Linked DNA regions of Mus musculus: region 2 is linked to region 1. Evidence: chromatin contacts called from ENCODE Hi-C or POLR2A ChIA-PET data. All regions are on one chromosome and are shown on one strand. Each heading gives the region's core, a stretch centred on a gene start or an enhancer-like site at or near the end of the contact. The rest is flanking DNA. Distances are from core to core; before and after follow the strand shown.

Region 1 (4,404 bases), core at 68-2,567:
TTTGATGCTGTCAGCTTCAATCTCCTGGCTCCTGGCAACAGATCTCTGAAATGAGACCTCTTTCATTTCTCTGTTTAAAACAAAACACATACAATTTGGTAAAGAATTTCTGAGGCTGCAGAGAGACTTGCCACGCAGGTATATAGAGATGGCTTGGCATGAAGTGGAGTTTTGAACATAGATTTCACAGGCATATACAATCATCGCTATGCTTTACCAAGCCCCTTCTCACAAACTTTAATTTTTAATGTATTCGTTACAATCCAGATACCCAAGCAGGCTCGGTGTAATGAGGTAACCTACTTCCTTGAGGCAGTGATTATTTTTGAAACTTAAGGCCATAATGTAATGGGGTATCTGGTTTGTAACTAAGAGTGATACATCCATTCTAGACTACTACCCCCCCCCCCCCCCCCGCAGAAACCTACGGTTCTTTCAATCTCTATACAAAACGGACATCTAAGAGCCAAGTCTACATGACTCTACAGCAGGGGGGAGTCTGCACTGTAGTACAAGAGCAATCCACAGGCAATGTGGCTTGAACAATCGAACCACTATCCAAAGGGGCATACTCTAAAGATGGATTCCTACACGAAGTCTTTCAAAGGTTTGATCGAGTTACCCGGGTCTTGGCATCCTTTTATAGTTAAGGATAGAATTTTGGGTTTCCCTGAGATTATGCTTGCATTATAGGAAGCTAAAGTTCACGATTTTGGGAGTTGTCCCTTCAGGGAGTATTTTGTTTGCTTTTTATCTGGGTCAGCTGAGGCAGAAGGCAGTGTGTGGATACTGCTAAGTGGATTTTGAGACAATCAAATCATATTCGTTGTGCTCAATGTAAAACAGGGCCCTACGGAAGAAAGCTTCGCCGCCAACAGCAATTAGCAGTTCGGCTTCCTAGGCATAGCAACCGGAAATCAGTTTTGCAGCATTTGGATCTGGCTGGAACATCTCTGCAGCTACAGTAAACCCTGCAACCTCAGCCCATAGCAGGGACCAAAGCGCTGTCCGCGGTGCTAAAATCGAATGCGCAAGACTGGAGGTCTCTAAGAGGCACCAGGCTGCCCGGCTCTGAGCCGCGCTTTCTCGGCACCGCGCAGAAGCTGCCAGGGCTGTGCGGGGTGCGGGGCGCTGTGCGGGGGAGGGGTGGGTGCGCGAGCTCGCCGCCTGCCTCGAGTCGCGCACGCGCGCCCGGGACTGCCTGCCCCTCTCTGTGACTTTCCTGTGTGTGTGCGTGTGTGTGTGTGTATGTGTGTGTATGTGTGTGCGCGCGCGTGTGAGAGAGGAGAGAGGGAGAAGAGAGCTCGAGAGAGGGTGATTGTGTGAGTGCACGGGAGGGTGCTGATATTCCCAGACACCGGGACCACAGCAGCAGCTCAGCTAAAAACTGCATTCAGCCAGTCCTCGGACTTCAGGAGCAGGGACAGGACGCAGGCATCAACAGCCACCAGCTAAACCTGGGAGATAAGGATTCTTCTGCCTTCACTTCGTGGTTTTAGCAGCTCCTTGCTAAATTTCGACCTCAAAATGCAGAGGATCTAATTTGCTGAGGAAAACGGTCAAAGAAGGAAAAGGAGGAAAGGGAAACGAGGGGATATTTTGTGGATGCTCTACTTTTCTTGGAAATGCAAAAGATTATGCATATTTCTGTCCTCCTTTCTCCTGTTTTATGGGGACTGATTTTTGGTGTCTCTTCTAACAGCATACAGATAGGTAGGTACCTTTTGTGTTATGCCTTTGAATTGTGCATAATTTGGTGGTAATCTTTGTTCACAGTGTGCAAATTAATTCATGTCATGTAGACTTATGTCATACCTTGACTGCATTCCAGATTGAAACTACCTAGAATATACATGATTTTCTTAGGCTGAAGCAAAAAGAAATGACTATGCCTTTTGACACAATAGAGGGGAAAGGATCTGTTCATTTCTGACCGGGTACTGCGTTACTTCTGCCTTGAAGGCATCTCCTAGTGTGCTCAGATTTTCAGGGAAATGATCGCAAAGCTCAAGATTAAAAGGGAGAATCTTTTTGGTCTTTAGACTCTCCCCCTTGCCTTGGATCCGTTGAGCACCTTTTGGATCCTTGCTGCCCAACTCACTGATTACGTTTATTATAGCGGGTAGTGTGAATAAGAGACTCTGGGGCTGTTGGGTGCTAGCATCCCACTCTTATCTCTCCAGGGCTCTGACATCGTTCTCTTGCTTGCTGTTTATTTTTGCAGGGGGGCTATTTCCAAGGGGCGCTGATCAAGAATACAGTGCATTTCGGGTAGGGATGGTTCAGTTTTCCACTTCGGAGTTCAGACTGACACCCCATATCGACAATTTGGAGGTAGCCAACAGTTTCGCAGTCACCAATGCTTGTAAGTAATGAATATTCATATCTTTCCAGTGCTGCACAGGGACACAGGGAAAGCAAGCCTGTGAATGCCAGTGAAGGATGGTGTGCCTGTGTGTGTGTGTGTGTGTGTGTGTGTGTGTGTGTGTGTGTGTGTGTGTGTGTGTTGCTGGCTTGTCATGTGTGGGTGGGAGTGACTGAACACGCGCGTGCGTGTGAAGGTACAGCGAGAAGGTGGCTGTAATCTTTGGGACCCCCACTGACCGGCGGGCAGTGAAGTGGGGACAAAAGGCACTGAACAGTATGCGCAGTATGTGCACCCTAGAATCTGGGGTAGGGGTTGGACTTGGACTGTTCTTTCGAATTCAGGGGGTTCTTGCTTGATTCTGGCGCCTCTAAAGAGGATCTCCCAACCCCCTCCCTCTTGCGCGCCTATTGGCACTCTACCAAAAGAGAACACGCTGTTCCCCAGGGCGCGCTGTGGGACTGTTGGATAGATCTCATGCCTTAGTCCGGTAGCCTGGCAGGGCAGCTTCGACCTACAGTCCCCGCAAGCCCCACGTCGTCCTATTGCACGGGACAAGTTATTGCAATGGTTGAGGAGTTGGGCCCGGGGCTGTTACATAATGCCCACCCGAGGGGCGCGGGCACGAGACTGACGCAGGCCCTGACTGGCTTGTGTGAGCGGGCATGGAAGGGATGCTAAGAGAATGGAGACCCCGAAGGGCTGAGAATGCGGGCAGCGGGGGATGAGGCTGTTGATGGGGATGCCTACCAGATACAAACCTCAACCTGATCGCCGGCAGAGCAGGGATGAGGAAGGCGGGGAACAGAAGCTAGGTGCATTCTCAGTTCCCTGAAGCTACGCCCAAGTAGAGGCGAGGGTGGCCTGAGTGCTCACCAGCCGCGCGTGCTTTGTTCCAGGGTCGCAGGCTCAGGCAAAGGCGACTGGAGACTGAGGATGACTCGGAAGCGATTGCATCCGGCTGAGTTTTAAAATTTGAAGAAGTCGCAGACCAGCCATTTTAGCTTTTGTAGTTTTCAGTATCAGCCCCTGGCCTCTGCATAGGGATCTGGAACTCCTGAGGACGCTCTGGCAAGGCTTTAGGCAGAATGACTGGTGTCCAGTTGCTGGGCAAGTGCGAGGTCGCCCGAGGCCGAGGACTAGGTCCCCGTGCAGAGGCAGCATCCTGCGCGCTCCCAGCTGCTACCATTTCCGGCCTCCAGGCTGGCAGATGTTTCCTGCCTTGGTGTTCTTAGCTTCCATGCCATAGATAACAATTCGGGGGAAGATTTGCAGGTGGTTCACCTCCCACTTTGGTTCCCCTGTAACAGAGCGGAAAATCACCAGAGGAAATGCCCAAGGCAGTGTTCCCACAACCGGTTGCCATCCCACCCACACCCCACCTCACCCCCGCCCCCCAAAGCCTGTCATGTATTCTGTGCTTTAGTTCTTTAACACCAGGGACATCAACAGGCCAGTTTGCAAACCGTGTCCGCAAACAAATAAATGAAGAAATGCATAGGGTGATAATGTGCTTCTGGTCATTTATAAGACCAGAATTCTAGTTTTTCTGAAAGAGCCTTTTAAGGATAGTTCTCTTAATATGCTAATGTTGAGGAAAGAGGCAGAGAGAGAGAGAGAGAGAGAGAGAGAGAGAGAGAGAGAGAGAGAGAGAGAGAGAGAGAGAGAGAGAGAGAGATTGTTGAAAATGGAGTCAGAGATAGAAAGAGAGAGAGAGAGATACACAGAGAACTTCCTCATAGAAGAGACACTAGATGGCTCAGTGGGTAAAAACATTTCCTTCAAACTGATGGACCTGGGATTACTCCCTGGTCTCTGAGAGGAGAAGGAGAGAAATGACGCCTGGATATTGATTGTCCTCTGACCTCCACATGCCCCCTCCAAATAAATAATTGAATAAAAATTTAAAATGTAATAGAATATTACAGAAAAGTATCCCAATGCAATACATGTTATTACATAACAGACACAAACAAAATGTTTTAAATAAATGTGAAAGGCGTCTTTAATTGTCCTATTTACCTACTGAATTAGGCCAT
Region 2 (4,168 bases), core at 478-2,977, 230 kb before region 1:
GGGCACAAAGGCACGTTTTAAAAAAAAAAAAAAAGTTCAAGAGAAAAACCATAACCAATTCCTTTGAAAATGTCCAAGTGGCCTCTTGACCTCTGTATTTCTCACCTAATTCTTTATTGGTGCCTGCCTTCCCATAATACAGTGTTTCGATTAAGGAATTTAATACCTTTCCTGAATTCTCCATTCTTAACACCCCCCCCCATACCTGCTTAAAGTCAAACTTGCCACGACTCATTCATTTTGGGATTTCTTCTTAAAGGCAGTTCTTTTACTTGTAACTCTGGCCATATGCCACCTAGCAATGTGGTCACAGTTGACTTTTCCAATCCTTTCCATAGCCCATGCGTCCTCTCCACTCTGAGGTTGCGGGGCACTTCCCGCTCCCTCTACTCAGTGAGCTTCGGAAGTTGCAAACTGCCGAAATCTGCCCCCACCCCAGAAAGTGCACGCGGACTCAGGAAACTCCCATCTGCAGCGCCAGAGACCCGACCATCAGCTCCACGACTGGAGGACCCCACATGCCACCGCACAATGCCAACCCGAACGCACAGCGAGACGCGGGAAGGGGGAGGAGGGGGCGATACTCACCGTTCTGTTCCTTGTCGCTGGAGAGCTGCAACTTGCTGCTCAGGTTGGACTCAGCCCGAGTCCCCGTTCTTTGGCCGGCCAGGGCAGATGTCAGCAGGAGGAGGCCGAGGAGGAGCATTTGGCTGACTGGGGCGAGGGCTCACTCGCGGCGGGCACTGGGGAAGCGACGACTCCAAGGCTCAGCCCAGCCGGGGAAAGGCTGCGCTGCGGTGGAAGCGCCTGGCCGGCTCTGGCAGCAGAGAATCGCAGGGTAGTTTCCACATAATCCCATCCAAAAGTTTTTCCTAGAGCCCTCTTCTGTGTCTCCAGTTTTTGAAAAGGATCAAAGCAAAACCTGGACCTGAACCAGTTTCCCAAGGTTTAAACAAATCCTGAGCTGTGCCGAAGTGCGGGGGGTGGGGGTAGGCGAGGGAGGAAAGAAGGGGTGGGGACGCGGGGGAGCGGCGATGAGTCGTGGCGACTCGCAGGGAGCACCTGTCAGTTTGGGGGACAGGACACAGGCGAGGACTCGGGGTCCCGCCAAGCCAGACTGGAAGCCAGGTCGGCAGCGAGGCGAGCACCTTGGGATCAATGACAAAGCTGCTGATCGGGGCGGCAGGCGGCGCCCCACCCCCACCTGGGGGGAGGGGACCGTGCCCTGCGAGTGCCGCGCGGGTCCCGGGCGGGCAGAGAGGCCGCGGGGACGACTCGGGACTGGCCCGGATCCACCGCGGAGCCTCCTCCTTGCTGCAGTCGGTGGCCACCGAAGTTCCCTCGGGTACCGGCGAAGTGCTGCGGGAAGCCGGGAGAGCTTGGGCGGCTCGGAGTCGCGAGCGCTCGGATGCCTGCCCTAAGGCAGGGCAGGACGCAGGGCTGAGGAGAGGTGGCGGCTAAGCACGGGCGGCTAAGGGAAGGCCTGGCTGGCCTGGAGGATCGCTCTTGTCCCCTCCCCGTCTCCACTTTCCCCCAGCGGGCGGCGCGCGGGGCGCGGGGCTGGCGGCCGGGCGGGCGCGGGGGGCGCGGGGGGCGCGGGCGGCCAGCTGGCGGGCCAACAGGTGCTGGCGCAGACAGGGGGCACTGCGGGCCCCGCGGCAGACGGAGCCCACACTGCGGCGAGGAATGCCGCCAGGCGGCCCCCAGCTTCCTTTCCCCTGGGCGCCCCTAACCCCAAATAAGGAGTCTGCGGGCTGTTCAAGGGTGCTGCAAACTCAGAGAAAGAGAGAGGGAAAAAAAAGTAGGAGAGGACAGCCACTCCTTCTCTTCTGGCTCTCCCTGGCTGTAACTTGTCTTTCATTCCTAAGGGGATCCCCACTCCCAAAGCGCTTTGTCAGGACTCGTGGCCAGAGTTCTGCACTGAAGGAGGGAAGTTGAACTCAAGATGCTTCCAGAATGGCTCTGTCTGAAGGAGAATGAATAAATCAAAAGTAAAGATAAAGTCAGAGTTGTAACATGAATTGAAGCCATGCACCACTGTATCCACATGAACCCTGTTTGGAGAGGAACTGGGGTTGGAGGGTACCACTGAGCAGAAGAAAGAGTCCCTGTCCTTTGCAGCTGGGTGCTGCATGATAATGAAATCTAGCTCCTAGAGTGTCTGGGGACATAGTGTGGCAATTTACACATAGGCTGTCCTGGAGCCCCTAATGTTTGAACTGGTTGCCTTTATGCACGAAGTGCTTCGTGCTGAGACTAAAGTTCCTATGGGGTTATCTAGAATGAGAAAAACATGTTAGTAGGGCCTAGGGTGGTTCCATGTGCAATACATGTGTCTCTGATAGGATTCCAATATGCTTTCCTTATCAGAAAATCCTCGTGAAAGCGTTGAAGGCACAGTAGGGTTTGAAATCTAAACAAAAGATGCATCTTTGGATGGAGGGGTAATAAAAAAAGAAAATGAAAATAAGGAAAATAAAAATAACATTAGAGCAAGCAAATGCCTTGGTGTGCAGTCAGACAGATGTATCACCAAGTACTTAGTTGAATCAGTCAGGGCATGCAATCCAACCATAGAACCAAGGTAAACATAATCCTGAAACCGGGCATGACCTGGAGACAGAAATAAAAGATGGGACCAGTCCAAACGATAAAATGTTAATCTTTTCCTTTGTTCTTGGACACCACTGGGGCCTACCAAACAACCCTGTTCTAGCCAGGTCTCTGTCCTCTTCTCTCTTCCTTCAAATGAGTACTTGACAGGTTGTTCATTATAACTCCTGCTTGGCATCCAGGAAGTCCCCGGGACCAAATAAAGAAAGATGCTGTTCTCCTGTGAAATCCTTACAAACCTGTTCCATTCATTCATTCTTATCTGTGGGATTTCCACCTTTACAGTGTTGGATAGAAAGTCTCTTGCTTAGACTTTAAGTGTATGGATGTTAATGGTACAAGCCTTGTTACTTTATTCAAGTTAGCAGTGCATCATCTTCAGTGCCATTCCATTGTGACATACGTGTATTCCAAAAGTGTTCTGTACATTCCTGAATATGCAAAGGAGAGTTCCCAATTTTAATCAAAATGAGACACCAAAAGGCATGCTTTCTCGGTAGATCTGTTTGCAATCCAATCCATTAAGGTCCAGTTTTTGTCATTTACTTAGTTTTCTGATCAAGGTTTTGTAAATGTGCTTTTTTTGCATCTCCACACAGTTGGAGTTCTTGACCACCCACATAGGATACGTGTGCACTCCTACTTAATCCATTTGCACTCCAAAGACTGCAAGGAGTGATGACTAAGCTTTACTTTGTATCGCTTCAGATTGGCTAGAACAGTGCCTGGCACATCGGGATCATAAATAAACACATTGGACTGACTGACAGGTTTCTTTATTGGACTCACATTCTCCCTGGAATTTCAGAGAAGGTTGTATTTGAAAAGTTACAGATGATCTACAATACCACGCCACCTCTGTGTTTCACCTCATCCATATTCTACAGAATGATTTGACAATTGCCTTATAAATAAAGCCAGCCAGGTGCTCCTGAGTGACCCCAAGACAAAATCACAGCCACATTGGCTGTTTCTTTTCAGTGCGCTCACATGGTTGTTGTTTGAACTGTTCTTGCCCTTGGCAAAGTTCTCTTTAACACTTTGTCCTCTGCTGGCATTTTGTTCTCTCTTGCTTTTAAACTCTCCCCAGGAAAGTAAAAAACCCTTGTGTTGAGAGTCAGTTTTACAAAATCCAGAGTCCTGTAATTACCAAACAATCCATTTTGAATGAATTTGGCTTTGTTTTAGCCCAGGGCATTTTCCTTGAGGAACAGCATCCATGCAGCCAACCAAGAAAAAAATAATTTCAAACATTCTTTGTGGTTTTCTTCTCTCTCTCTCTCTCTCTCTCTCTCTCTCTCTCTCTCTCTCTCTCTCTCTCTCTCTCTCTCTTTCTCCCTCTCTCTCTCTTTCTTTCTTTTTTTTCTTTAACTGTAGGAAGCTGTGGGCATAGTGACCCTGCTCCCTGCTCGATGCATTGGCAGAGATAGCAAAGTGAAACTATACAGAAATTATGGAAGGATGCACTTGATTTGGGATGGCCATGTAGGTGAGAAGAGAATAAGTAGATAGATAGATAGATAGATAGATAGATAGATAGATAGATAGATAGATA

Evidence for each region. A loop is a pair of places that touch in the nucleus more often than their neighbours do. ChIA-PET counts read pairs that join two places held with the same protein, here RNA polymerase II (POLR2A).
Region 2: a map of left cerebral cortex shows a loop between it and region 1 (4-fold over the local background). The contact joins the promoter of Pdgfc here to the promoter of Gria2 in region 1. A Hi-C loop is called at or near these places in 3 of 37 maps with a recorded cell type or tissue (all left cerebral cortex). POLR2A ChIA-PET finds 5 or more read pairs at or near these places in 1 of 5 experiments (embryonic stem cell).

What each region holds. Positions count from the first base shown.
Region 1 is chr3:80,799,606-80,804,009 of GRCm38, reverse strand. It overlaps Gria2 (glutamate receptor, ionotropic, AMPA2 (alpha 2)), which reads left to right and starts at 1,317. Exons shown (of 16, transcript NM_013540.4): 1 at 1,317-1,713; 2 at 2,225-2,365. The coding sequence starts at 1,626.
Region 2 is chr3:81,033,975-81,038,142 of GRCm38, reverse strand. Pdgfc (platelet-derived growth factor, C polypeptide) reads right to left here and starts at 1,727. Exons shown (of 6, transcript NM_019971.3): 1 at 589-1,727. The coding sequence starts at 706.